2 separate regions of the Mus musculus genome follow, and region 2 is linked to region 1. The links are chromatin loops, found by intact Hi-C in ENCODE. Cell type or tissue: left cerebral cortex. All regions are shown on one strand. Links, peaks and the distances in the headings refer to the core of each region. The heading gives the core; the rest is flanking DNA. Region 1 holds the start of 7530416G11Rik (RIKEN cDNA 7530416G11 gene). Region 2 overlaps Atxn10 (ataxin 10).

The links. Peaks named below come from ENCODE experiments on the same cell type or tissue, not always from the same donor. Only the 100,000 strongest peaks of a DNase experiment are listed, where the experiment ranks them.
Region 2: it touches region 1 in a loop (8-fold over the local background); 2 of 42 quality-filtered maps call a loop at or near these places.

What each region holds. Positions count from the first base shown.
Region 1 is chr15:85,489,066-85,504,070 of GRCm38, reverse strand. It overlaps 7530416G11Rik (RIKEN cDNA 7530416G11 gene), which reads left to right and starts at 844. Exons shown (of 5, transcript NM_001256072.1): 1 at 844-883; 2 at 5,120-5,181; 3 at 9,306-9,461; 4 at 9,754-10,024; 5 at 10,704-11,335. The coding sequence starts at 9,339. The coding sequence ends at 10,789. In left cerebral cortex, for the core only: no CTCF peak of the experiment used is centred there; DNase peaks (open chromatin) are centred at 9,577 and 9,767; H3K27ac peaks cover 1,595 bases.
Region 2 is chr15:85,394,419-85,409,423 of GRCm38, reverse strand. All of the region lies in intron 9 of Atxn10 (ataxin 10), which reads right to left. Among named protein-coding and RNA genes, the nearest start is that of Gm23517, 51 kb to the right of the region's middle. In left cerebral cortex, for the core only: no CTCF peak of the experiment used is centred there; DNase peaks (open chromatin) are centred at 6,022 and 7,340; H3K27ac peaks cover 1,698 bases.

The DNA.
Region 1 (15,005 bases), core at 6,675-11,674:
TCCTACCTTGAATTCTGATGCGTCTCCAGGCTTCCTGAACTGGGGTTCAGCCAGGGAAGGCTTCATGGAGGAGAGTTACTTGTACTGAATATATAAATAAAACCTATCCAGCAGACAGAGTCAAGAATGACCCAGTGCACAGATGGTGAATGCAAAGGCCTGGGGAGAGCTGCTCACGGTCTGCACACGGTGAAAGAAACCTGAGCTAGGTATGACGGCCTCACCAGGCCCTGCCTGTACACTCAGGTTACCCCAGCTTCCATCAGGGACAGGGCACATCTGAATGGACATCTGAGTCCTCTGTGCCCTCCCTGATCAGGGCCCACAGAAGACCTGAGTTGCTCTTGCTTCCGCCAGCAGCCCATGGTAGGTGGCACGGGCAGACAGATTGGTCCCGACATGTTGAAAGCTGAGCTGTTAGGCTCAGAGAGGCACTGCTGGACAGTTTCACCCATGTGTTGGGTCCTTTCTGCCCCTTCCAGATGCATAGGGCAGCTCCCAGGGCTGAGGATCAGGCCCCTCCCAGGTTGGTGGATGCTCAAGCCTTCAAGCCGAGCCTTCAGCCTGCCACCTGGGAATGGCTCTTAGGTCATGTACAATGTAACCAGAGGGAGCTTCGTTCTCCAAAGCCCTCTAATGTGTTTGGAAAGAGCAGTTGAGCGGCCCGCAATGCTCAGTCACTGATGGATACCACTGCTCATGGCTTTTGTTCTTTCTGGGCCTCTGGGCACTGGCATCCGGAGTGTCACGTGATGCCATCCCAGTCAGCAGAATTAGATTCTGCTGCCATGGCAGGCCCCATTCAGGCTGGAGGGCATTATGCCACCCCCACCCCACCCCCACGCCCAGGGCACAGGAAGAGGTTGAGCACTCACAGTTCCAGGTTGGTGCCTGGCTCTTAGCAGATGGGGTGGGGGGGTGGGGATCCTCGTGGTAGTGGGGAGAATGAGTGTCATGATGACTGTGGTAATGGGATGGGCTGTGGGAACAGTCAGGGACTCCTCAGGGCTGAGCACCTTAAAGAGAGGAGCAGAGTAAGGGAGGCAGAGACAACAGAGTAGGGGGCTGTAACAGCAAGCTGTCATGTTGTCATAGGCCTCTGTCCCTTAGACCACAAGTGCCCTTTTGGAAAGAGGTGCCGCCTGCCCCTGTGGGTAGGGGGTGCCATCTTGCAGCTAGCTGGGAGTTGATCACGCCAAGCTGGGTGCCACCCCTCTGCCCTCAGCTCTCCCAAGCCACCCATTGTTGTCTAGGCCCTTGGGTTATCCCAAGAGACTGGTCTAGAAAGAACCTAAGAGGTTAAGTGGAGGCAGGCCAGAAACCTTCATGAAGCCTGGGGCGTGGTAGAAGGCAAATGGAGATAGGCTGGTTTCCTGGAAAGGGCAGCCTCAGGAAAGATGGTGGAGAGGCAGTGGGGCTCCTGTAGGGTTCCCTATCTCCCACACATTGGGATTGTATGTGCTGGTTCCTTTTCAGGGGACACGGCATTAAATGATCTTTGCAGAAACTGCTGATAGCTCTTGGTTCAAACCTGAACCTATTACTTATCCAGTCAGTTAGCGAGGAGGCAGCTGGGCATGATGGGAGTCAGGTAATTCTATCATCTCCCACTATCGCCCCCACCACCACCTTCCAGTGCCCCCGACTAGGAACCTTAGGTGTCTTCTGTCCCCCACCTGCATAAGACATTCATTGTCCCTCCCTTGGTTCCCATAATGCCTATAGATGCCTTTCTCAACTTAGCATGAGCAGGTACCCACCCTGTTGCCACACATTCAGTAAATGTAAGAGAAATCTTTGAGGTTCCATGGCCTGCCCCTTATTCTCTGCCTGCAACTGGATGAACTGGGGGCAAGGTATTCTCTCTCTCTCTCTCTCTCTGTGTGTGTGTGTGTGTGTGTGTGTGTGTGTGTATGTGTGACTGTGTCTGTGTTTGCAGGCCACAGGTTAACATCATATGTCTTTGTCTATCCATTTCAAACTTATTTTTTTTTATAATTATTTATTTATTATTATATCTAAGTACACTGTAGCTGTCTTCAAACACACCAGAAGAGGGCGTCAGATCTCATTATGGATGGTTGTGAGCCATCATGTGGTTGCTGGGATTTGAACTCAGGACCTTCACAAGAGCAGCCAGTGCTCTTAACCGCTGAGCCATCTCTCCAGCCCCCCAAACTTATTTTTTTTTGAAAAGTTAAAATGTATATGTGTGCACGTGTTCAAGCAAGCGAGTATGCCTGTGTGTGTGGGTACATGTGTGTGCCACAGCGTGTATGGGGAAGCCAAAGGACAACCTTTGGCAGTCAATCTCTTTTCTGGGATTAAAGTCAGATCAGGTTTGACAGGAAGTGCCCCTACCTGCTAAGCTATCTGGTCAGCTCAATTTCAAATTTTAGCCAGGGTCTCACTTTGCAGCCCCTAGCTAGCTTGGAACTCAGTATGTAGGCTAGCCTGGTTTTGAACTCAGAGAACAGCCTGCTTCTGCCTCTCCTGAGTGCTGGGATTAAAGGTGTGCACCACCACACTTGACTCCAGTTTTAAATCTTGATCATATATTATACTTTTTTTTTTTTTGGTACCATTTAGGAAATCTTTCCCAAATCCTATGGCACAAGGACTTCTTCTAATTAAAACTTTCAACTCTTTCCTTTTGGTTGGTGACCCTTTTTAGTTCATTTTTGTGAATCTCTTCACAGCATATACCTATGAATCCAGTTCAGTTGTTTTAAGATTCCTGGTACTCTGGGTCAGAATTCTGCCAAACCTCCTCACCAAACCTCCAGCCCCAGTGCTTTGTGCAGCTAAGACCTGTTCTAACCTCACATGGCTCCTGAGCCCCTGTACCTCTGACCTCTTTCTGTACATGTTATAGAAACAAAGAGTCACTGTCACCCCACTCCTGACACCCTCACCCCACTCCTGACACCCTCACCCCACTCCTGACACCCTCACCCCTCTCCTGACACTCTCACCCCACTCCTGACACCCTCACCCCACTCCTGACACCCTCACCATACTCCTGACACCCCTGGAGCATCATGTGGCATTGAACATGGGACACAAAAAAACAAAACGTACCTCTTTGACATCATCCCATTTTTCTCTTTCTCTTCCTCCCCCACCTTCACCCTCTATCCTATCACTCTGTGTGTGTGACACACACACACACACACACACACACACACACACACACGCACACACACATGCACACACACACATGCGCATGCATGCACACACATGTATAGAGGCCAGAGGTTAACGTCAGACATTCTTATCTACCAATTTCAGCCTTGTTCGTTGAGACAGTCTCTCAATGAATCTGTAACCCTGCTTATACACGCTCTGCTCCCCTCCCTCAAATGCCTCCCATAGCTCTGCAGAATATAGTTATTGAGTCCCTGCCCCTACTGTCCCTGTATGTAATGGGGGTGAGCTTCCCTCCTTGCAGCCTGTCCCTGAAGACTGTGCCTCTCCTGAGTTCTGCATCTGGTGTCTATGACCGCAGCCATGGCCCAGTCTTGGGGCGGACATCAGGCACCTTAGGAATCTTTGTGTTCCCAGCTGTCAAGTGGCATGGGCAGGAGAGGGCCACAAACCCTAGTGTTGGTCCCAGGCCTTCACCTCCCAGCTGTATGCTGCAAACCCAAAGCTGGGGAACGACTGGTTCGCGGTCATGACGCCACACTCCCCATCTGCCCGAGGGAGGCCTCCAAGCTTGGAATTACAGTTCCCAAATACGTACTTACTTGGGTTTGCCTTGGACAAGGTTACCATTTAAGTATCACCCGATAACACGCACACATGCCCAGCTACATCTGAAATTACAGAGCACTGTCCCCAGCCTGGCCAGTGTCCACAGCTGGGCTAGGAAGTGCCCAGTGGGAAAGCCAGTCAGCCCAGGAGAGGCGGCTGCATGGGGAGAGGCTGAGGCTCATGTGTTCCCTAGAAAGGACAGGTAAAGTTTAGGACCATCTTTTAGTCTCTTTGTACCTTGCTTTATCATTTGTAAGATCAGGGTAGGGCTGGAGAGATGGCTCAGCCGTTAGAGGCTAGGCTCACAACCAAAAATATAAGATCCGGGTAGGGCCACTGCAAGCAACAGCAAGACTGTGTGAGACACGCAGCCTGTCACTTACACATGTTCACGCAAGTGGGAACTGGGGAAATGGAGAACGGTCCTGAGTGGAGGGTAGGAGAATAAGTCAAGGCCCTGCGCTTTGTAGCGCAAAGTCAGGCCTGGTGATGACACCCCAAACTGATGTCAGTGACCATCAGCAATGCCACTCTCATGATGACAGTGAGGGCTGCTATGGAGCTTGACACCTCAGTTACAGTGAGGTGTGAGCCTCAGGGCGGAGGCTATTCACTCAGCACCGGACTTGGCACACACAGAGAACTGGGTGTCAGGGTCAGGCTCCCAGAGGCCACAGTTGTAGAGGGAGCTCAGAGGCAGCACTCAGAAACCACTTCCATCCCACCGTGCTCCCAGCGCAGGCCCCTTACCCTCTGCCAGCTCCTCTCCCCAGACAACCTCTCTCTGATCTCTAGGCTGGTCTCATCTTCCAGGTCCTGAATGGTACCAAGCACATACACATTGGGTGTTCACTGCTCATTCACCAGTGTTGAGCCTCCTTTACATCTTTGCATCTACTGCCTCCCCCATCCCAGAGCCACTGGGTGGATGGCTCACCTAAAGGGCAAGCCAGCCAGAGCGCCCTGTCTCCATTCCACACCTATCAGTTCAAAGTCGGGAACTGGAGATGAGATAAGCCCACACTTCCAGCAGCCCAAGACAGTCTCATGCCTCCTGATGCTCTTCCCAGATGGCAAAAGGCTCTGCCCCCTCCTTCGCATCTGGACTCTGTAGTTAGCGTTGGGCATGGTGGCACGTGCCTTTAATCCCAGCACTCAGGAGACAGAGGCAGGCAGATCTGTGTGAGCTTGAGGCAACCTGTTCTAGGTCGTGAGGTCCAGCCCAGCCAGGGCCACCAGCATCTAATCCTGATAGCTCTGGGCGGTAGCCAGGTCTCCAAGGAATAGAATAGGCATGGTAGAGGTGACCAAGACTGTGGGGAGAAGCAGGGCTCACCAATACTCACTAGCTCTGCCTATGCAGGGTCTGCGGGAGGAGCCTGGACTTGGTCTCACTTGCTGGCTGTCTCTGAGGGGCAGGAACAGGTAAGCAATGGCATGAACTGTTTGCAGCCATGGGTCCTCTCCACTGCCTGTTCCCTTCGGTGCACCCTATGTGATAAGGAGGAAAGAAGGAAAAATAAAGAGGTGGAAAAGAAAGAAGGAAGGAGGGAGGACACCATGAGAGACCATCCATCCCACTACTGTTTCTGGATGCAGAAAGATGTTGCTTTCTTGCAGGTTTTTTTCTTTTCTTTTCTTTTCTTTTCTTTTCCTTTCCTTTCTTTTCTTTTCTTTTCTTTTCTTTTCTTTTCTTTTCTTTTCTTTTCTTTTCTTTCTTTCTTTCTTTCTTTCTTTCTTTCTTTCTTTCTTTTTCTTTTTCAGCCCTGTGCACTGTTCGACTGGCCTTGGGTTTCTTCTTTTCTAATTGAATTCTATTTGTTCAGAAGAGAACAGAAAAAATACTGTTTGACTGGGTCGGCCCCGCCTCCTTGCACTGCCGAGGAGCGGGAGAGGCCAGGGGCAGCCTCCCCAAGGGCCTCCTTTCAGGGTCTGTGTGAATAAGCTGTGGTAGCCATGACCCTGTCTGCCTGCAGCCGGCGGGCACAGGACAGGTGTCTGCAGAACAATTGCCAAGGCCTTTGGGGCAGTGGCGGGCACTGGAGATGGAGATCTGGGGACTACGCGGGGGGTGGGGGGGGAGAATGTTGGAGGTAGTAGAGGTCCTGGGGGTGGCTGCCCAAAAGAAGCTGGCCCTGGAACCCTAATGAGTGTGGACGGCTGGGCATGAATACCTATTCAGAGCCTGGCCCTTGTTCTCTCTGCATCCTCAGCCTGGGAGGCCACAGATGTCCCAGAGTGAGTCAGAAGATTCTACTGACAGAGGCCCTTGGTGGGAGGGTCTTGTTTGAGGGGCTTTTGTCTCTGAAGCCAGTGAAGCAAGAAGGGGGGGGGTGCTTTCGCTTAAACTTGACCGCTGGTAGCTCCCAGCAGCCTGCCAGCAGGCAGATTGAAGATGGCTTTCAGTAAAGCCTCATGATTCTCCAGGGGCCTGAGGCTGGTAGAGGGCCCTTCCCTAGAGTCCCTAGTATCTAGCACTCCTTAATGAGGACATGCCCTTTGACGATTACTTTGACCAAGACCATTCAAGACATGAGCACAGACCCATGTAGACAGTCACTAACCAACACCCCATGAGCTAGGGTGGCGACAGTAGGAGAGACACAAGCTGTACTGGCTTCTTCCAAGCCTGTAGGCAGCTCCAGGCCTCTCCTGGCCCTACTAGCTCAGGCTGCACACTGAGGTTGAACCAGCATGGGAAAGGATCGCACAACCCCCCACCCCCACCCCGACCCTTGGGGCCTGTCCCTTGGGAACCCAAGGAGAAGGGATGCTACGCTCGGGTGGCTTGCTATCTGTTCACCTACAACCCCAAGTCTAGCCTGGGTAATGAATCAGAAAACCTGCCTCAGGGGTTCCCTAGCACTTGCCTGGTTCTGTTGGTCAATGCTGGGCTAAGAACCTGTGGAGTTACTTGCTCACCACCGCCCTGGGAAGATAGCATTGCTGTCACTGATAGAGAGGTTGGCTAACTTCTACAGTCACACAAAGATGTATGGGAAAGAATGGACTGGGTATCCCTGTATTGGATAGTTTTATGTCAGTTTGACTCAAGCTAAAGTCATCTGAGAGAGGGAACCTCAACTAAAATAATGCCTCCATAAGATCAGGCTGTAGACAGACCTGTAGGACATTTCCTTAATTAGTGACTGACGGGGGAGGGCCCAGACCATTTTGGGTGGTGCCATCCCTGGGCTGGTGGTCCTGGGTTCTATAAGAAAGCAGGATTGGTAAGCCATGGGGAGCAAGCCAGTGAGCACACCCCTCCCTGACCTCTGCATTGTTTCCCACCTTCAGGTTTCTGCCCTGTTTGAGTCCCTGTCCTGACTTTGATGGACAATGAGGTGATAGCCTAAGTCAAATAAACTCTATCCTCCCCAAGTTTCCTTTATGACCACACTGTTTCATCACAGTAATGGTCAATAGCTAGGACCAATCTCATTCTGCTGGGCTTCCTGCTATAGAGCAATGATGGATGATAGATGATGCCCAGGGATAAGCTGGCAGAGCTTAGGGGCAAGGAGAGTATGGGAGCTGGACAGGGTGGCTGGCCCTCCTGTGGGTAGATCCCAAGTACATGAACTTGAGGGCTCAGTCTTTTAGCTCTGGATTCTTTCTCCTCCTCCTCCTCCTTCTCCTCCTTCTCCTTCTCCTCCTCCTCCTCCCCCTCCCCCTCCCTCCTCCTCCTCCTCCTCCTCCTCCTCCTCCTCCTCCTCCTCCTCCTCCTCCTCCTCCTCCTCCTCCTCCTCCTCCTCCTCCTCCTCCTCCTCCTCCTCCTCCTCCTCCTCTTCTTCTTCTTCTTCTTCTTCTTCTTCTTCTTCTTCTTCTTCTTCTTCTTCCTTCTCCTTTTCCTCCTCTTCTTTTTCCTCCTCCTCTTCCCCTTCTTCCTCCTTCTTCTATTCCTCCTCCTCCTCCTCCTCCTCCTCCTCCTCCTCCTCCTCCTCCACTTTTTCTTAAGACTGGGGGTCACCATAAGCAGCTAAGTTCAAGTCAGGCAAGCCTTTTTGTCTGTTCCCAGAGCCCCAAGAGCTGAGCTGTCACTACTAAACAGGTACCACCAGCCCAGATTGCATCTGGTAACTGATGTAAAGACTGCTGGCCTGCCTTCCTTTCAAGGCAGCCCCTCTTCCTGCTCACAGCAGCAACTGCCACCCATGGAAGCTTAGAGCTCAAGGCCTTTCTTCCCTCCCCCTCCTCCTCATACCCCTCTCCTCTCCTCCCATCTTCCTCCTCCTCTTCCTCCTCTTCTTCCTCCCCCTCCTCTTCCTCCTCCTCTTCCCTCTTCCTTCCCTCTCCCTCCTCCTCTTCCTCCTCCTCTTACCTCCTTCCTCCTCCTCCTCCTTCTCCCACTCCTCTTCAGGGTCTCTTTTTGCAACTGTCTTATCATATCTCTAGATGTCTCACTATATATGGAGCCAGTAGGGTTTTCTGGACCCAGAGTGCCAGAAGAGACCCAGAACTGCTCTCCTGTGATCTTGATCCTAGGCAGAGGCCACATGCCAGGATAACAGGCTAAGGGAGTTTGAGACCACTGGGTGACATTCATGTAACTGTTTCTCATCTGGAAAATGTTCTCGTTGGGCCTAACAACCCCAGCATTGGAGATTCAAGCATCTTTGTTTCTGAAGTGACTTCAGTTGTCACCCAGAAGATGACATGAAGGAGGAGGGAGTCAGTTGTTGAGAGACAGCACCTCTCTCCCTGTAGTGAGGGATAGATGGTCTGTTTGGGGGCTATGCCTGCTGTTTCTTCCTGCTTTGGGACCACTGGCCAGGTTCCCCAGCCCTTGGCCTTCACAATTCTTTCCCTAGAAGTTCTGGAGTGGGGTCCAGTCTGCAAGGGACCACAGTGCTTCTCTCATAGGCTATGAGTTCCCAGAGGATGGTTTTCCTCTGCTGGTGTCTTAGTCAGGGTTTCTAATCCTGCACAAACATCATGGCCAAGAAGCTAGTTGGGGAGGAAAGGGTTTATTCAGCTTACACGTTCCACATTGCTCTTGATCACCAAAGGAAGTCAGGACTGGAGGAACTCAAGCAGATCAGGAGCTGATGCAGAGGCCATGAAGAGATATTACTTACTGGCTTGCTTCCCCTGGCTTGCTCAGTTTGCTTTCTTATAGAACCCAAGACTACCAGCCCAGGGATGGCACCACCCACAATGGGCTGGTCCCTCTACTTGATCACTAATTGAGAAAATGCCTTACAGCTGGATCTCATGGAAGCATATCCTCCAGGGAGGCTCCTTTCTCTGTGATAACTCCAGCTTGTGTCAAGATGACACACAAAATCAGCCAGTACAGATGGGAACCTCACACAGGTTCCTGGCCCTTGTTCAGAACCGGCCAAGGCAGGTACTTAGAGCAGTTTAGAACATCCTTGCCTTGCCTGATGGCGGATATCCTCCAGCAGAGAGTGAGCCCCCGCTTTCCTTTGCTCATAGGACTTGCGCTGGGGTTGCTGGTGTGCGGTGGTGGCCATGGTGTGTCCCCAGGCAGCCTCTGAGTAAGGCACCACTTTAACCTCTCCACCTCCTGTTGTTCTTACCAACAGAACTTTCCAGAGTGCAGGCAGGAAGGGCGGAGGATGCTCACAAAGGGCACTGCCTGGATTGCTGTCTACAGAGGCTCGGCTCCCTCTGATGTTTTGAACCCAGGGGAATCACTGGCAAGAATTATTTCAGCTCCCAAGAAGGGGACTTGGCGACAGGTGACTTGTCTCGCAGATTGCTGAGGTGCTAATGAGTGCTAATTATAATCTGAATCGCCTTGCCAAGGCAATCTGTCCTGCTGGGGCAGGCGGGGACCAGTCTCAGGGAGTGAGTGGGTAGCTTTGGGGGATGGGTGTCTCTGTGTCTTGGTGCTGGCTTGGGGGATGTCCCTGTTCAGACGTGTTCTTGTATTCTAAGGGGAGAAGAGACATTCACACCTTGGAAAGCCAGGCGAGGTGAGGTGGGACCGACGGTGGCAAGGCCAGCAATAGCTTCTTCCTTTTTCTACAGACACAGAAGGAGCTGTGCGGGCAGAGAGGCCCAGCAGGGTTGCCATGGGAACGCCTCCTGATTGGAAAGGGATTCTATTGGGGTGCGAAGGACAGAAGGAGGCACCCTGAATCCTGTCTACCTCACCCATTCCCTCCCTCAGCCTGGGACCAACTCCAAGGCAGGCAGCCTCAGGCTTGCCCAGGCTTCTGGAGGGCTGGAGAAGGAATTGGAATTGACATTGAATTCCATGTATGCTGGAGCCTGGTCTCTATTCCACGGCAGACAGTAGGTGAGGGTTTAGCTTGAATGTGACTCCCCTAAAAGTCTGGACCAAGTTTTCTGAGCTTATAGCCTGAACTACCAAGATGGGAAATGGACCTACACAGGGTGGGTGATCCACCCATATAGTCTGCTCTAACATAGATGTGTGCTCTGGGAATCAGTGACAGCGTCTTTGTCAGATAGAGACACTGAAGCTCGGAGAGCTTGAGACAAGTGTTTGAGGCTACGAGGGGACCAAGAAGAGGCACAGCTGGTGAGAAAGGTGAGAAAGGGCTTGTAGTCATGGCTGAAGACTACATACAAGTGGCCTCCTATGACCAAAAGTGAGCAAAGACAGGGATCAGAAGCACATTGCACAAAGGCAGACGTGGGCTCCAAGCCTGCCAAGTTTGGCAGGTGGAGTGGAGGCCAGCTCTACTCCACTTTGGTGAAGAGAACCAGGGGTCAGCTGTGGGAAAGGACTCACCTTGGTCAAAGGCCAGAAGAAATGACCTATTTCCAATAGGCAAGCTGTGGAATCAGGTTCCCAGCAACAGATATACAGAAAGCCAGGCATGGTGGCACGAGACTACATTCCTAACACTGGGGAGGCAGAAGCCAGAGGATCAAGGAGCTCAAAGGCATCCTTAGCTATAGAGGGAGTTCAAGTCTAGCTTGGACTGTAAGAGACCCCTGTCTCCCAACAGCAACCAAGCAAGCAAATGGATGGAGAAGGAAATACGGGGCCTACACACAATGGAGATTTACTGAGTCTCCAAGAGGAACGGGATGATGCCATTTACAGGTAACTAGGAGGAGATCACATCAGTGAAGTCAGGCAGCCTCGGAAAGACGGACACTACACTTTCCCACCTGGTATGCAGGGTGCTGGTTAGTTTTCTTCAACTTTACACAAACTACAGTCACCTGGGGAGAAGGACCCTCCATTGAGGAGGTGCCTCCATCAGATGTGCCTGTCTATAGCGCATTTTCTCCTCCTTCCTTCCTTCCTTCCTTCCTTCCTTCCTTCCTTCCTTCCTTCCTTCCTTCTCCCTCTCTCTCTCTCTTATTATTATTATTGGTTTTGTTTTTTAAGAGGGAGAAAGAACATGAAGTTGGCAGTGCATTGTCTTTGATTAATGGCTAATGTGGGAGGCCCTAGCCTACTATAGATGATACAGCTCCCTGAACAGGTAGTCCTAGTGCTGTGTGCTATGTAGGAAAGGTTGCTGAGGCTCCTGCTTTAATGCCTGTGTTCAGGTCCTGCCCTGATTTACTGCTTTGGCTTCACTCAGTGATGAGCTACCAGGAATGAGTGAAAATAAATCCTTTCCTCTCCTAAGTTGGTTTTGGTCAGTATTTTATCACAGAATAAAAAGCAAAAGAAGGACATGCAGGGTGTGTGTGTATGTGTGTGTGTGTGTGTGTGTGTGTGTGTGTGTGTGTACATATGTAACATGAAAACAGAAGGGGGACTTTTGGGGGGTAGGACAAGATGGGGTAGGAGAAGGCTGTGGAGGATATGAATATCAGTAAAGTATTATGCTATCTTGATTTTGAACATGAAATTATATATGAAACTCTCATAATGAAACACATAAAATTAGTAAAATAGTTAATTTAGACAAAGGGGGGAATTATTCCCTTCTGTGCTTCACCAACTCTGGCTCTTCACAACCAACATTATGGCAGGATCTTCAGGGAGAAAATTGCCCGTAGCTCTGAAGGCCTGAGACCCAGAGTAACTTCATAGAACCCTCTCTAAGATGACTACCTGCTGCCTCTTGCCAGCCCCAAACCCCAGGGCCAGCAGATGCAGGGACAGGTCAGCAGAGCTGCACAGGCGTGCACTGGCTGGCCACTTAGACCAGCCCATCTTTCTCTACTTTCCTTACTATTCTTTTTCAAAACATAGGAGATATAGGATCTCATGGGTCCCACTCTGTGGGACCAGTCGGGGCCCTCAGTAAACGGGAGCATATGGGGAAGGGGGTCCCAAGCCTTCAGGCATCTTCCTGATCAGAGCAGGCTCTGTGCTTATGATAAAGCAGCAGAAGGTTTGATGGTCCCAGTGAGACAGTCACTCTGAGTGCCTCTGCTCTGGGTGGTCAGGACCAGGTCAGGCTGTGCACAGAGCCAAGCATCCTTTACGTGTCACTGGAGCCTTGTCCTGCAGCTGCAGTGACCCCTGCTCCAGCTCTGCCGCCAAAGGACACAGTCTGCCACCCACACTCTGTCCCTTCCCTTCAAATGCCTCTCCCTGGTTGGGGGTGGGTGGGTGGGGTGGGGCCAGGGAACAGGGCAGCTATCGGGCAGAGCCTCTTTATAGCCTCAGCTCCCATTCTATGTGGATCCGGCAGGTATGAGAAAAGAGGCGTATTTGCTCTCCCCCACCGTGTCCCCTGACACCTCCATGAGGTGGTCAGACAGCAGCCCTGGTCCATCCCCACCAGCTTCTGGGTACTTTTTTTCCCCTTTCCCTAAGGAAGAACCAGAGAGCTGAGTATCTTCAGAATTGGGGAGCCTTGCAGGAGAGCTGGTTTTCTGGGGGTTTGGCAGGCTGAGGGCAGAGCCCCTATTTCAGGAATGCTCACAGAAAAGCCTATCTTCCCAGTCCATAGATGAGTCCTTTAAGGATTAAAAACATACCACAGGACCAAGTGGTCACAAAAGTCACCTCTGCTGCCTGGCCTGCTGGGTGGAACTCTAGTGTCCTTTCCTACCTGGAAGGTCTATGCCTGCTCTCCCACACAGCTGTTGCTTTCAGGGAGTTAGTGACAATGCAGGGACAGGCCTATATCAGCACAGCATCCTGGTTTCTCTGATTTGATCTCTGGTGGGCTCGAAGGATTTTTTTTTCCCTTTAAAGCTTCACTGTGGGGTATCTACTGGCAAAATGGCAAAGCCATGAATGATCTGCTTGGTGAAAGGGTTGGTTATCAACACATGGGCTTTAGTGGACTGCCCATTGGAACCACAGTCTTTGTTAAGAAAGCCATGATGACAACTTCCTCCACCATCTGAGTGTGTGTGTGTGTGTGTGTGCGTGTGATCATGAGGCTATCACCAACAGAAAACACACACAGCATGCCCACACTGCAAGGGAGCAGCCTGGTTACCTTGGGGCTCCTAGTCGCTGTCACATTCAGCTTGTCACCATGCACTCTCTCCTTCTGATCTGTCGCTGTCTGAAGTCATCCCACTTCTGGGCTTCTGAAGCCTCGTGTGTTTTCACCAGTGACATCAGCATCTTCTCTCTATCTCTGTCTCTGTCTCTCTGTCTCTCTGTCTCTGTCTCTCTCTGTCTCTCTCTGTCTCTGTCTCTCTGTCTCTCTCTCTCTCTCTCTGTCTCTCTCTCTCTTTCTCTGCAGCTCTTCCCAGAGGCTCAGTCCATGATGTGTAGTGTGCACAATGTGTGTCACTAGGGACCTCAATGCTCCTGATAGTGGGTGAATGGGGACCATCACCCACTCAGGGAAGCTGGGGAGCTTGAGAGCAGATATTCTAGTCCAGGCCATACCTTGCTCATTACCAGTGCCCTCATGGACTCATTTGTGAGGCCTTTGATGTCAGTCCTTATCACCATGTGCCCTAGGTGCCTGAGCCTGACCCCCCAGAGCCTGCCCAGGACACTGCCTGTTTATCCAGACACAGTGGAAGGTTTTGGGATCTGCCACACACTGTGCCTGTGACCATCTCAGGGTCCCCTTCCCATGCAGTAGCAGCCAGGCATCTGCAGCACAGCTCCTGAGCACACTCCCGGAGCTGTAAGAAGCTCCTGTCCAAGCCCCAGATGATCCCACGGAGGCAAGATCCTAACATGTCACCAGGCTTAGGGAGACTCCCTTAGCCAGGGCTCAGTTAAGGGCTCATGGACCCGAGTGACTCTGTAGACAGGGAAAACAGACCTGGAACAGCAGTCATTTCTTAAGGATCAACCCCACCCCAGTCCTTTGTCCAGGCTGTGCAAAGCCTGGGCAAGAAGGGGGGGTCCTCACTTCTGGATCGCTCCTCTTGCTTGTCTTTAAAAGCAGCTTAATTTAAGTACAATCGCCAAGCAATTAGCCGTGCATATTTAAGGGGTACCGTTTGATAAGTTTTGACACGTATGCATCTGTGAAGGCACCACAACTAACTCGGGATAATGAGCAGCTCATCTTCCCACAGGGACCCTTTGTGACAACCCCCACTTCTGCGTTCCCACCCCCACACTGTCTCTGAGCAACCATCTCTACCTGCTTTCTGCCACACAAGAGCATGTACTTCCTAGATTTTAGGTAAATCCCAGTTTCTCCACCTAGGATCATGTCCCAGAGTGTATTGGGAATCTTTTCACTCCTTCTCCTCCTAAGCCCCCACCCTCTTAGTGTGATGTATGTGCACAGCTGTGTAAAGGCATGCATGCTAACAGAAGTCATGCTAACAGGTCAGAGGAGGATGCTGTACCCTGCTTTATCTCTCTCTGCCTTATTCCTTTGAGACAGGGTTTCTCACTGAATCTGGAGCCAGGCTGCAGTCCGTCAAAACCCAAGGATCCTTCAGTCTCTGTTGCTCACACCACTGGGGTTACAGGTCCGTATGAAGCCTGGTCCATCTTTCTATGTGGCTTCTGGGATCTGACCTCAGGTCCTCATAGCGCAACCACTCTTCCCTACGGAGCCATTTCTCCAGCCTGCAGTGTAGCCATACTGTCCAGTGGGACTCACGGTGTTCCTACTCCATGACAACACCGTAGTGTGTGTCTTGCATTTACATCGCAGCGTCTGGTGTGCGCCACACTGCGTGTTTTGTGTAGCTTTCGGGCCATGAGCAATCCTGAAGCTATGCCACAGCGTGTGTATCGGGTGACCACACTGCCATTTACCTTCCCCCTTACATGGGAGATAGACGTTCAGGTTCTTAGTCATTAAGGGTATTTCAGTATTTAGTTACCCATAAAGCTGGTATGAATATTCATGTCCCAGTCTCCGTAGGGACAGCTGGTGCTGTTTCTCTTGGGTAAATACGAG
Region 2 (15,005 bases), core at 4,345-9,344, 92 kb after region 1:
AACACCTGCAACCCAACTGAAAACAACCCCTTAGAGATAGCTGTCAGAGCAGGAAACCTGGCACTCACCACAAATTTTAAAAGTTGTAGATTAGCACAGCAAATACCACAAAAGAAGCCTTGAAATAAACTACAGTGCTCCTTAGGCAACATCACTGTCTGCAGACCAATAATCTGAATTTGACATTTTGAATTTTAAATAAAGGTGCATTTTGGTCTAAGCACATCACTAGGGTAGGTGAACATCTCATGCCCCAAGAGTGCAATTTCCTAAATACAAGCCTTTCTTCATTCTGTGTGAAATGGCGAGCACAGCTTCTACAACAGGGACAGCACTGTTCCAGGCGGATGCCAGTGCTACCCACACAGGGAACACAAGCCTGGCTGGGGAGCTGCAGCCTTTCCCAGAGGTAAGAAAGGTGGGAAGATGAACATTCTGAGCCACAGGCCAGAGAAGGGCATGGGACAGCACTCAGGCCAGGCTGTACACGCAGCTCAGGGGCACCTGGCTGCAGCCCAGGCTTACTGAGCCATAGATCCTGCCAGCAATGTGTCACTATGTCGGTCACTGCTATACACACTGGTAAGTATCAACTGAAATTTGAATTTGTGTGTCTATCACAAAGGCGAAACTTTGTTCCTTTTTTACAAATTCAACAAAATTAATAAATTGTAGACACAGTAGAAATTATCTCAGTGTAGGCTAAAATGATGAGATTATTTGAAGATAATATTTGAAGATTTGTGGAGCCAGAGCTTATTTTCCTAGTAAATTTAAGCTGAATCATATGTACAATTACTAGCAAAGAATAACTCAAAAAGAGTACCAAGCACCAAGTAACCCAAGGGGATTCTTCTGTACTTTCTATTGATGCTCTGACCTAGTCTGATTCCTGTTGCGGTGACAAATACCATAACCGAAACAACTTGAGGGGAAAGGGTTCATGTCACCTTACAAGTTACAGTCCATGATCCAAAGAAGCCAGGGCAGGGGCTCACAAAGACAGAAACTACAGGAGGGACCACAGAGGAATGCTGCTCACTGGCTTGTTCTTCAGATTCAAGTTCAGCCACCTTTTTATTTAACTCAGGCCCATCCGCCTAGAGATGGCACTGCTAAGTGGGCTGGGCCTTCCTACATCAATAAACAACCAAGAAAATACCTCACAGAAATGCCCATAGACCAATCTGAAGGAGACAACTGCACATTCAGGGTCCCTTTACCAGGAGTGCTAAAATGACAACCAAGATTAGCCATTACAAATGCATGACTACTCTCTTATTTTTTGAAATATATTTTATTATGCGCATGTAGATGCTTGCATGTCTGCCATTGGAGCATGTAAAGGTCAGATGATGGCTTGTCAGAGTCCAGTCTCACCTTCCCTATCAGGTGGTTCTGAGGACTGAACTCAGGTCATTAGGCATGTAACAAGTACCTTACACACCGAGCCATTTTGCCAGATTGCTATTTAATCTTCTAAAATGGCTAGAAATGATTTCTCAGTATTAAAAACGATATTTTAAAGGGACAAAAATGATTTTTTTCTAACACTCTTCAAGTTCTCAACAAATCATCCTCTACTCCCCACTTCTAGGAGCCAAAAGGGGCAACAGCAGACTTTTGAATTCAGGTCAGGATGCCCAATGAACCAGCTGTTCCCAGGGGAGAGGGAGCAATATGGAAGGCAGGGAGTTAGGGAGTTTAAAACCAACTAGTGCGAAGTTTCTGCTGATCTCCTCTAAGGCTGAGGGAGAGCAGAGGCAACTACTCAAGGTTTCCAGAGCTGAAATCATAGCAGGTAAGCAGCATGCTCTCCCTCCCCTCCCTAATCCTGTGGCCTGCCTAGCCTACTAGTCAGACTTTTCCTGTCAACACCCTTCAACCACAGGCAACTCAGCCTTCCCCAGCCTTCCTCCTCCACAGTCCCTCTGGCTGGCTGTCCTAGGCTGCAGCTAGGAAGGACAGTCACTCACAACTGTGTGGAGGAGGCCCCAGGTGTCCTGGGGACATTGGAAATTCTCTCCCGGACTCCATTCCTCAGGTTGATCCGTCCTCTTGCAGCCTCAGCCACAGATCACAGGTTCAGGACTAAAGAAAATGAATCTTAGCTCAGACCCCTCCTCTTGTCCCCAACTCTGCAGGCCACTGACTTAATTTAAACATTTCCTCCTGGATTTTTCCAGCAGGTAAATTTGACATTGTCACTAGTTATACTACTAAGCAAATAGCAATGAATCATTCCCAGAAATTATTTGTGCATTAAACAAATTAATGAAATGTCCAAGAGTAGCATGAGCTAAATGGAGCCTGTGGCAGGATGTGTGATGTAAGATGTCACTGACACAAGAAATATAAGCAACTCTACTGACAGAAGAATCTCCCCCCCCACACACACACACACAGATAAACTGTGAGAGGCTCCATTCGCACAGTAATGGGCACCTCTCAGAGGGGCCTCAAAGCCACCTGAGTCAGAAAACTACAAACAGAAGCTGGAAGCAGCTTAGGAAATGCCTGCCATTCTGTCACAATTGTTTTATGTGCTTATTTTAGTTCTTTTTCCTTAAGTGATTAAAAACAACTGTCTACTCTGTTTGTGGAATATGTTGATATATTAATTTTCTTTTTATCAATGTTTCTTTTTTGGAAAGATCAATGTTTCAAGACTGCATTCCATATTACTTAACTTAAAATAATCTGGAAAACCAAGGGAATTCATGCTTAATTTACAAAAGCCACTATAACTCTCATACTTGAAAGATATGGGTTATCCCACATACATTTGCAGATATAAATCAATCCTATGATCACACCATAGAAAACCCTAAGAGAAACAGCCCTGGATAACTAGGTGCCCCAGTGACAATTCCTAAGCCGTGGTCATGCCAGGGCTGAGCAGATAAGGAAACTGAGAATGTGTCTGGCAAGATTCTGGTGCTCTCTACCACTGATTCTATGAGACCCAGGCAAGTTATTTAATGTCCACATACCTGAGTTTGCAAATGAAGATGGGATAACAGTGTCCACTTTCAAAAAGTATCACGAAGATAAATACACTGATAAAAGCAAGGGCTCAAAGGGGTGCCAGGCACAGTGTAAGGACTGCACAGTGCTCACTCTGCTGCTGGCACTGATGCTACAGATGTCCAGTGTGGAAGCAGCTAGCCTTTGCAAGCTCTTGACTAAGGCTCAACATGTCTGTTTTTCCCATCTGAGTATCTAAGTTAATACTTTTCCTGAAAAGAAATACAGAGCTTCCAAATACATACAAATTATTATTGCTAGTGGGATAAGGAGTTATGGGGTATCTGGTTACTAGGGTATCGACAGCCCCCTTCACCTCCATTTAGGAATGGCTGAGAGGAAGGCAGCCACTATGAAGGCAGCGAGCGCGAGTGGAAAGGACAGAGAATGAATGCAGCATCAAGTCTAGCTCCTGCGTTCGCTCTCCTAACTGTCTGGGTCAGAGTTTATTGTCAAGAAAAGACTAGAAATGCTTTCACACAAATATATAAAAGAATGATTAAGGTTTGAAATGTTTCTCAATCCAGGTGTGTCAGCATTTTCATACAAATTTGAACTAAAGGAAATAAGAGCTAAACAATGACACTTGTAACACAATGAAAGGAGATGATGGCGAAACAGCACTGGCCCTCTGCTTACGTGAATGAGCAGCTCTGCTCCAGGCTTTGCCAGCACTGTGCACACACACAGAGGAGGGCAGGAGCTTTGCTTTGGGTGCTACATAAAGCAGTAAAGCGGCCATTTTCTTTATAGAGCCTAGCACCAAGCATTGCTGGGTACCAGGAAACTGGCTAACAAGAGAAAGCCACTTCCACACTGTGGGGGAAGAAAATGGAAGCTCACAAGCAAAGAAGAAACTGGCAGGGAGCTCATCCTCTGCACTACTGGAACCCTTCATGGGTGCTGCCTGCTCTGTTGGACAAAGCACAAGACTGAGGGACGAGAAGCAACCACCAGCCACCAAGGAGGTGTACTTAGAAGATGGTTCCCATATGTTCCACTGAGAAAGGCCAAATGACATAGTGGGATTCAGGCTTGTGAGGAGCACAGGCTAAAGAAAGCCATGCTATAATCACTGGAGTACTTAACACTGGAGGCACTCATACAAGATTGTTACTGGTGTTGTTGGACTAATGAGACTTAGTTCTCACAACAAACATGAGCTCAGGAAAATTACCTCTTCTTTCTAAATGAAGTAAGACTCAAAAATTAAACATGTGAAGAGTCGCCTAGTGAGTAAGCAAAAAAAGAAAAAGGGATAAACAAACAAACAAAACCACTGGAATTTAAATTTTCTCTACAACCGAGTTTCCATGCGCTGTGCTAAAGGGAAGACAATAATACAAGAAGCAGGCAGTCAAGGAAAGTTCAGAGGAAATACTGCAGGCCCCTGGCGCACAGCTGCTCTCCGTAGCTCCTGCAAGACTGGTGGGATATGGTCTGCTTAATCCTTGGAAGGGCATTTGCATAATTTTGTAAAAGCAGAAGTGAAAATCCAGAGTAGGAAATAAGAAGTCCCCAGGATGAAACTGGGATAAGATCTGCAGAGGACAGGGTTTCAGCACTGCTGAGGGAGTAGCTCAAAGGTCTTCAGTGGGCCAGTGACAAGGAGAGTAAAATTCTGGAGCTCACAGGCTGCTAGTTCATGAAAAACTCTCAACCCCTCCTTTAACAGGGCTACAGTTTACTGAGATGTTTACAGACAGAACACAGGAAGACAACTGCCACACGCAGGCAATGGGCCCAAATTGTATTGTCAGCATAGCATCAGAATCTTTTTCTTTCTTCCTTCCTTCCTTCCTTCCTTCCTTCCTTCCTTCCTTCCTTCCTTCCTTCCTTCCTTCCTTCCTCCCTCCCTCCCTCCCTTCCTTTCATATTTATTTATTTTATTTTATGTATGTGAGTATACTGTAGCTGTACAGATGGTTGTGAGCCTCCATATGGTTGTTAGGAATTGAATTTTAGGACCTCTGCTTGTTCTGATCAACCCTACTTGCTCTGGTTGACCCCCTGCTTGCTCAGTCCCTGCTTGCTCTGGCCCAAAGATTTATTTATTTATTATTATACATCTATATTTATATATTTATATTATTATTAGAAGTACACTGTAGCTGTCTTCAGGCACACCAGAAGAGGGTGTCAGATCTCATTACAGATGGTTGTGAGCCACCATGTGGTTGCTGGGATTTGAACTCAGGACCTTTGGAAGAGCAGTCAGTGCTCTTACCTGCTGAGCAATCTCACCAGTCTCAGAATCTTTTCTAATGTTAAATTGGCAAGAGGTGGATAAACCTTCTGTGATGTCAGGAGGTGGAGACAAAAGCAAAGCACAGTTTGAGGACAAGCTTACAAGACAGGAGCCATGGGCCCTCCATGTTTAAAGAGGACAATCCCACAGAACAGGAACAAATTAAAAACCCCTAAGTCACTAGGAGAAAGTCCACTGAAGAGATGGGGAAGCGGAGAGAAGGGCAGTGGAAAAGACAAAGACAGAGATATACAAATTGAGAAAAACGGTAAACAAGGGCCTAGGGGAACACCAAATGCAATTGTCTTAAATAACTAAAAGCAAATGTAAGCAGGTAGCACAATGAAAGTCCATTTTTAAAACAGCACAAGAAGGCTCAGAAATGAAATCTCTGATAGTCTCCAAAGGCTATAACTGTCCTCACATTCCAGCTAAATGCAGAAAGAGGCCAGCTGGCAAAACCCAGTGCTGAGCCACAAGCCAGGCTCACAGGCACCGGCACTCCCCTTGTGAGCGAGGCCAGCCCACAGCATGATGCCCATCCCCTGCTTCCCTCAGCTTTTCACATAGGCACCCGGCTCATCTTGAGCTCAGTGGAGCCTTCCCATCTCTCTGGTACACACCGCAGTCACTCAATCTCAGGCTAGCCTCAAGAACTCACTTAAATGGCAAGTTCTTACATCTGTCTCCCTGTGCACATGAATTCCTCAAGAGGGCACTATGCCAAATCCATTTCTACATTCTCACTGTCTAGAACACCAGCTGGTGCAGAGCAGATGGCAAATACATACTTAAACTAGAGTTCAGGTCCCTGCCATGGTTACAGAACAGTGTGGTAGCTCCTATCTGGAGAACTGAGTAGAAATGGCCTCTTTCCAACTGCTACCCAGCAGTAACACAGACTTGAGTTAAACATCACAGCATGGGAGACTCGATGCCATTCTCCTACTAAAATATAACAGTATGAAATTAAATTCTACCAAAATAAGATAAGCTTTGAAAGAAAGAGATGCCAGATAATTACTTCAAAACTGATTTTTTTTCTGGTATTTAATAATATAACTCTGATCCTTTGCTGCCAGGAAAAGCAAACAATTAGCCATGCCAAAGGCTGACAATGCTGTAGATGTATGCTAGGCAGTTCCATCTTTTTTGCTCCCTCAGAAATGGAAGGGGCTAGTTTAACACTTGAAATAAAAACTTTCCCATTTTCCCAAACTAATGACAGCTACAGAGATAGAAACTTTACAGTGTCAAAATTACTTGGGTTTTCATTAGATTCTGACATGCAATAGAAATGTGAAACATGCACTCATTCACCAAAAGCTAACATGCCCAAACCAGCAGAAGGTAAATACAAATCTTATTCCTCTGCAGTAGAAAAAAAGAAACCCAACACACTACAGGATTGAATAATCTTTCCATTTTTGTGTCCTTGCCTCTGCCTCTCTTTCACACTGACAAATTGATATGCACTCAAGAATGCCCCTGATCACTTCGATATGAGTTTTTAATTATTTTTGTTAGTAAAATTCCCCAGATCATATGCTAATGTTTTAATTTTTTTCTATAAAAGCCGAATTGAAATTCTGATAAACCCTAGATACTGGCTGAACAAGGTAAGGACATGTGCACAGATCATGCAAAGGGAACAAAGGAAGGAAGACTGGCTATAGTCACCATGGTGGCCATTTTCCTCCTATCAGGGACAAACAGGACCTCTAGATCCATGCCTCTGTGTGTGTGTGTGTGTGTGTGTGTGTGTGTGTGTGTGTGTGTGTGTGTTTTCCTCTTAACTTTCAGGTGCTGTAAGAAAAAAACTAAACAAGCTAAAAACCAAGCCTGCTACATGTGCACTCGAAGGCCGGACGTTAGCATCAGGTGTCCTCCTCCATCACTCTCCACCTTGTCTTCTGGGACAGTTTCTCACTGAACCTGGAGTTCAGCAGTTTGACTCAACTGGCAGTAGGGTAGCACGAGGAAGCACAAACCATGGACCCCTGGCATGCAGCAGTAACAGCAACAGATGGCTCCTGCAGTTCCTGTAAGTCTCCCTTTTAAAGCATGCCATGCCCCTCCCACACAAGAACAAGCTGACTACGCCTATTACAAAACAGAAAAGGAGGAGTCCTGAAGTCCAACAATAAAACATCGGCAGTGCTTTAGCTTTTTTGGCAGTACCAGGGATTGAATGTAGGGCCCTACACAGGCGAGGTAGATGGTCTACCATGGAGCTACCACGGCAGCCTTCCTCTTTGCCTTAAAAAAAAAAAAAAAAAGGTACAGCTGCAACAAACGAAATCTCTGAATGTATCCTCAAGATAGGAATTTTAATTTCACTTTCTGTAGCAGGAACTGTAAGTTCAAGAAACTAATGGTGACAGCTTGATTTATGAATTTTGACATATTTCTTGAACTTGGATTATATTACAAAGAAGTGGAATTCTAAGCGAGCCAGATCTTGTCTATACACTCAATCATCAAATCAATACGCTGTAACTCTGAGAGCATACAACGCAGGCAGGAGGACACAGACCTGAGACTGAAAAGTTCCTCCAGGGCTGGTGGCTCAAGAAGTAAGGGCGCCTGCTTGTACATGACGGACGAACTCCATTTGTAGAATCCACACGGGTAAAGGACAGACCTGACTGACAAAAGCTGTCCTCTTTTGTCAGTTTGTCCACAGTTTAAATGTCCACTTAATGTGTATGTGGGCACACATTAAATAAATGAGTAAGTGTGTGTGTGTGTGGGGGGGGGTGTCCTTCTATACGTTAAGACTGTCCTGGAACACATTTTAGAATAGATATAGAAAATACTTCTCCTCTTCAGTGGATAATGCCAAGAGAAAAATTCAACTATAAAAGCATTCGTGGTAGACCTGACAAGAAAAAAAAGTACTCTCATCCCAAGGGAAATTTTCTTACATGCTTTCAGTACTTTCCCCAAACAAGCCCCACCTAGAAAGAAAAGGCATCAAGATTCCTTTACTTAGTAAATTCCTATGGCATGTTATCTACAATTTCCATTTAAATATATATATCTGAGAGTCAGCAACATGGCTCAGTGGGTAAAAGAACTTGCCACCAAACCTAAGTTCAAAACCCAGAACCCACATAGTAGAAAGAGAACCAACTCCTACAAGTGGTCTGACTTCCATACTCACGCCATAACATGCATACATAGACACACATACCACCCACTCCTGCACAAAAATAAATGTAATAAAACTTTTTAAGCCATATAGTTGGGAGATGATAAATTAACTAGATCGATAACCTGAGAGGAAGGCTCAGGTCCATGAAGAGTCTAAGTAGTGTATCAGATCCTGTCACATTCAGTCCTTTGGACCCCACAGCAAGTACAGCAGTCTCCATTTGAAGCAAGGAAGCTGAGAACAGAACTGATGGCACTACAGTCAGTGGGTGGTTGACCAAGGAGCCACTTTGTGTTCACAGAATTTTAGTTATGTCTGCACTACTGCAAGCCACTGCCTGTTGTAAGGACTGAAAAATAGCAGCAACAGAACACAGCTTACTTTGTAGCGCTGAGAGACTAGGCACAGTCACAGGACAGTCACTTGCCCTGAGAAGATGGGCAAACTTACACCATGACCTGGGAAAGAAGGCCAGATGGCTTAGCAACCCATCACCTGTACAGAATGATCAGCTCAAGATCCATGCAAAGACTGGCTGCAACTCATTTCTCAGCAGCAGACATAAAAAATAAGTTTTATGAAAGAGTGCTAGAGCAGCGGAGGATAGGAAGGAGGTCTGGGGTTGTCAGTATAGTTGCAAACCGATCTAGCCTGTTATGGTAAAGGTGAGCCATTATGAAAAATTTCATATCATAGTCTTCGTTTAACAAATGACTCCTGGAGCACACTCCATATTGTTGTAGTGGTTAATCTATACACACCAACGACAAGTAAAAGCAAGATATAAGTATAAATCTGTTGAGATACATACCAAGATATATCCACACACAGAAACCAATTGCATATGCAGAGTAAGGTAGAAAAGCCACCCATCAAGGGAAGGCTCAGTGGAGGAGAACCTGATTCTGGCTGCTCTGATGTTTCCAAAGGTTCACAAAGCTCTGTGAGACCAGCAGTTCTAAAAGAGCAACTTGAGAACATATGGATGAAAAAAGTAGTTGGGACTGGGAGGTGGTGGTGCATGCCTTTAATTTCAGCACTTGGGAGACAGAGGCCCCAGGACACAGAGAAACCCTGCCTCGAAAAACAAAAGGGAAAAAAGAAAAAGAGGAGGAAGAGGAGGAGAAAGAAGAGGAGGAAGAGGAGGAGGAGGAGGAAAGGAAAGGAAAGGAAAGGAAAGGAAAGGAAAGGAAAGGAAAGGAAAGGAAAGGAAAGGAAAGGAAAGGAAAGGAAAGGAAAGGAAAGGGAAAAGAAGGTGGGAAGTCCACATGATGCTAGTACAGGGAAAGATTATAGAAAGTGTCCCTTCTCATGGCAGACAGTAAGGACTCTGGAACCCTGGCCTATGCTACAGCGGCTCAATGGAAGATATTAGCACGTGCTAATCCAGTCGTTATTCAATCAATCATTAGTCAGCACTGATGGACAATGAGCAGTCACTGACTCTAAGAAAAACAGTCTCAATAAAACAGCTTGGGCACTGGAATCCAAGCCATAAATTTGTTTCCAGTTTTCAGACTCACTAAGTAAGCACCCTGCTTGAAATCATGTTACACAGGAGGGAATTGTAAAGGACTGGCCTGCCAGCCTGCTCTGAATGTGAGAATCTGAAAGGCTTGCCGCACTGCATACAGAAAGACACTAAACTGAACCACACAAAAAGGCTTAAGGCATACACTAGGTCAGAATGTATTAATATATCCCAAACAGGGCTGCTGAGGTGGCTTAGTGGGTAAACTTGCTTGCTACCAAGCCTAACAACCTGAATTCAATCCAGAGGACTTATACTGTGGAAGGACAGAACCTCCTTACATGCACAGTGACACACATGCCCTCAAATACATACACACTGACTAAGCAAACAAATAAATCTCAAACATAAAAAGCTTGTAAGTTATCTCAAAATTCAGAATTTAAAGGAATTTTAGTTTTCAGGTGTAAAGTTGTTTCTTTTATCTAGTCTTTGTTTAACAAATGATTCCTGGAGCACACTCCATATTGTTGTAGTGAATATACAACAACTTTTTAAAGATTTACTTTATTTTTAATTCTCTGTGTGTGAGTGAAGGAGCTGAGGAGGCCAGAGATCTCAAATCCCCCTAGAGCTGGAGTTGCAGGCAGGTGTGAGCCACCTAACATGGGTGCTGGGAACAGAATTTGGGTCCTCTACAAGAGCAGTGCAATCCTAACTGTCAAGCCATCTCTGTCCAGCCCTACAACAAATAGCTTTTACGATAAACTGTTACTGGGCAACTGATGCCGCTCAGAGGTAGAGTCTGCCTACCACCCACGAGAGCCTATGTCTGATCGAGAGCGACATTACATACATATGGAGAGGACACATTTAAAGGAACCATCATGGGGAAGAAGGGGGTGGGATCAGCAGGAGGAGTGCAGGCTGGAAGAGGACAGTGGGGAAGGGGGTGACGAAGGACAAAGCAGATAACATGCATGTCTGGAAATACTTTGGGACCTATAGCACTGTACAACTGTAGAGTAACCTACACTTCTAATTTAAAAATTACAGATCACAAAAGATAAACCTTCACTTATGAATTCCCAGGTACAAGTTTTAAAGGCATAACACAATGAACAAAAAGTTGACAAATGTGCTTTTATGGTCACAAATGTTTAAGAACCTCTTTCCTAAAGGACAGTTCTGGACAGAAGGCCATGAGTTACACCTTCCTCACACCCTGAACCTCTTTTTTTTTTGGAGACAGGGTTTCTCTGTAGCCCTGGCTGTCCTCGAACTCAGAAATCTGCCTGCCTCTGCCTCCCGAGTGCTGGGATTAAAGGCGTGCGCCACCACGCCCGGCCTGACTTGTCTTTAAATGAACTGATACAGGCAACGAAAGCTTTGTGTGCACATATGTCAACAGAGATGACCAGGCACCAGCACCAAGGCTGGGAATTGCTACAAGGTGGAGAGGTAGCAGGAGGGAAAGAAGGAAGAACTGACCGCCATTGACAGGGAGCCTTTGGCAGAATGCACCCCACAAGCAACAAGTACATGTACTTTAGTCAATGACATTTTTCTTTGGGGACAAAAAAAAAGTAGACAAACTGGTTCATCTTCCCAGATATTTCAAATAGTATATTTAGCTTTAAGAATTAAAAACTTTTTTTTCTTCAAATAAGTCATTTCAAGAAGCTTCAACAATAGTAAAAAGCAGAAGAGTGGGAAGAGAAAGCGTAACTGTGGTTTGAGAGTTGAATCAGGTTCTATCAAAGAAGGCAGAGAATGGTTTGTGTTTACAGCATTAATATCCATGTGCTTCTTACAATGCAAACCCAAACAGAGGCGCTCTCCATCTGGTCCACAGGGGTTAAAGGTAAACTAATCATTACAGCCATAGCAAAGGAGTGCCATGCAATGGAGGGCCGAAAACAGAGTAAGGGGAAGCTGGAAAGGTTAGGAGCACCTCTGTCATGACTTGGTAAAGAAGGCTAGACTTTTATAGTTCGAGCAGCAACCTGAACATCAGAGCCACAGCGTGACCCAGGGAGGGCTGAGCTCCATACATTTCTGAGCAGGTTGTCCAAAGGTGCAGAAACAGAGGGAGATGATCTCCCATCCCACTAACTCTATGTCCTCGTGTTCCAGCTTTGCCAGAAAGAACTATTCTGGAATGGCCACCCTAGAGTACAAGACAGCCTTTCAGATCCTCTCTGGCAGGCCTCTGTAACACAATTGTTAAGTAATAGTACCAGTGCACATGTTAGCCCCTACTGACAACATCATCTTCAGAACCTACAGCATCAAGCTTGCATTCAAACTGATTCAAATTTCAGTTAAATTAAATCACACTGAAATCTCCCTGAGCCTTGGTTTCTCCATTAGAAACTAATGGTAACAATTCTTCTGTCAACCTTTTTCAGAGTAAGCTCTAGTGACCCAATGCAGATGCAAAAGGCAGGAAACTCGAAAGGCCACAGAGGTGCCTTACTCAGCTGCTGGACATGCCATTCCAATGAATGACTTTATGTGACAAGCAGAAATCGAGTAGGGTTCAAAAGGCTTCCATGCATTGTATAAAGATTCTACCAAAGTTCCTGTTGCCAATAGCTTGGTGGGTCAGAGGCAAGATCCCCAGATGTTCCTTATAGAACACAATCCTTTAGCAAAACAACTGTATTTTTCACAAGCTGTGCCTGCTTGCAAGAGCCCTCACGGGATCATTAGAGGGAAGATGACTTCTCTACCCTTAGAGAGGGAGATTCTTCTCCCCCTGTGTCTCCCAGCCATTTGTATGAAATTCTGCCCTAACTGCAAGTAGCTTCCGGAGGTGCTAGAGTATATAGGCTGGGAAAGCAAACTGGTAGGAACTCCATCTATGAAGCCATGGGGAAGCCAAGATTTCTGGGTGCTAATGCTTTGGAGTCCCCCCACTCTTACTAGTAGTCTCTTACCCAAAGTAAGCCCCCAAATTTCCCTGGTTCTCTGGGTGAACTGTGGATTCCCCAGGATCATACTTTGGTGTGTTCTCAGGAGCTTGTAGAGAAAAGATAGCTGCTTCCCCAGGAAAGGAATTCTCACAACATTCCTAGAATGGAACCTCCCAGGAGGCAAACTTTCATCAACCAAAGAATGCCCTGAAGGTTGAGGACATCCACAGCTGATGGAGAAGTGAAGAAGAAACAGATGAAAGAACACCGGAGGTTCGGATGTGAACCAACCCAGAAGGAGCTGAAAGGCTCTAGGTGGATGGCCTATGGGCAGGTGATCTTCAGCAAGTCTACATTAGAGTGCAGGAGACCAGGGACAGATCTGGGAATTCTCAAGAAAACAAATCTAAATTCTACTCTGGGTTCTGCCAACACACCATTGGACAGCCTCTCCTTTGCCGTCCCCAGCAAAACCTGCTCTGCAAGGCTGCTCAGAGGTTGGCGCTGACAAACCTGTAAGAAGACATGATGCAGCCATGCAGCACTGAACAAAGAAACCATCCGTGCCTTTCTTCTTTTAGTGAGATGAGACAAATCCCCCTACCCTGCATCTGTATCTAGTCTGGGAAATCTAAAGCCAAATGTATCCGAAGGCTCCAATTTACATAGAAGCCAAACAAGCCACCTAAACACCAGCCAGGGAACAATTGACTCACATATGAAGAACTATCCCCAGCCACCTCCCTAGAGCTGTAACTGTAACACAAGTTTTTGAAAGCTACTGAACTTAATCCCTTGCAGGAAAAAATAAGCAAGAAAAATACATTTTACTATCCAACTGGAATCAGGAGTGAGCTACAAGAATAAAGACGCTTCCGGAACATAAGGGAGGAGGGGTCAGTAATACTTTCAGGTTCGAGCCTTTTGTTAGCACAGGAAAGACACTGGGGTAGAGAGGCGTTCTCACACTCAGAGAATGAATCCTTCACACTCTCCAGAGTGTTTGCTCTACTAGAGAACACACAAGCAACTTCCCGTGGGCCCCAGCGCCCCCCGCATAGCGCTTGGCTACACTCCACATTTATGTAAGGTGTAACCTGCTGCTGACTCTTAGGAACTATCTCATGAGCCTAAGGGTTACTACACCATGTTCCTGTAAGAGGCCACTCCAAACTAGCAACAAAATAATCACTGACACAAGAACTCACCTGTGGCGTGCCCCTAAGAAAGGCATTGGGTTGATTTTTTTGTTTTTGTTTTTGTTTTGTTTTTTTGGCATTGGGTTATTAAAAGTAAAGTGTCTTATTCTCTATCAACGCTCTTTACAAAGATCAGTACAGTAAGTTTCCAAGAGGGCGTCAGTGGTTGGAGACACATGCCTGCTCTAGGAGGAGGAATATCCTTTGTACACACACTGGACAAAGCATAACCCACTAGCATGTAGCAGACTGTGAGAACGGTTAACAACTGCGGCATATTACCAAGGCTCCCTGTGCTTTCACTCTTACCCCCTCCCTATCCTTTTCAGAAGGGATGGCTCCTATCGAATCAAGTATGCACATTTCCCTACCATCTCTGTGGTACTGTTAAGAATTCATAAACCTTTTAATTTCAGATACTACATTTTTCATTTCTAGAATTTCGATGTCTTTTAGTCTCTATTTTTATTATATCTTTTCGTTCATATAATACATATTGTCCATTCACAATTACTGCTCCTTTAAAATCCTTGGTTTGCAGTCAGCTTCTTTTGATTAACAGTTCTTTTAACTAACAGTTCTTTTAACTAACAGTTCTTTTGACAATAGAGTACATTTTCCTGTAGGTCGGGTGATTTTGTTTTGGATGCTAGGCACTGTATAAACTATGCCATGGAACTCTTATTTACATTATATTCCTCTAAAGTGTATTATTTGTATGTTTGTTTGTTTGTTTGTGTGAAGACGTATTTTAGTTGACTTAAATGTAAATTCTAGAGTCTGACATCTCAGATTTTAATAATTATTTTATCCACAGCTTACCTGCTTGGAGCCTGCCAGGTTTGTATGTGACTTAAAAGACCTAGTTTAAAAGACTTAGGTCAGGAGACTATTCACCCAGAGACGGAGGATGCCAAGGCTTTTCCTTACAGTAAAGGCCAGGTTTTTTTTCCCCCTTCCCCTTCCCCTTCCCCTTCCCCTTCCC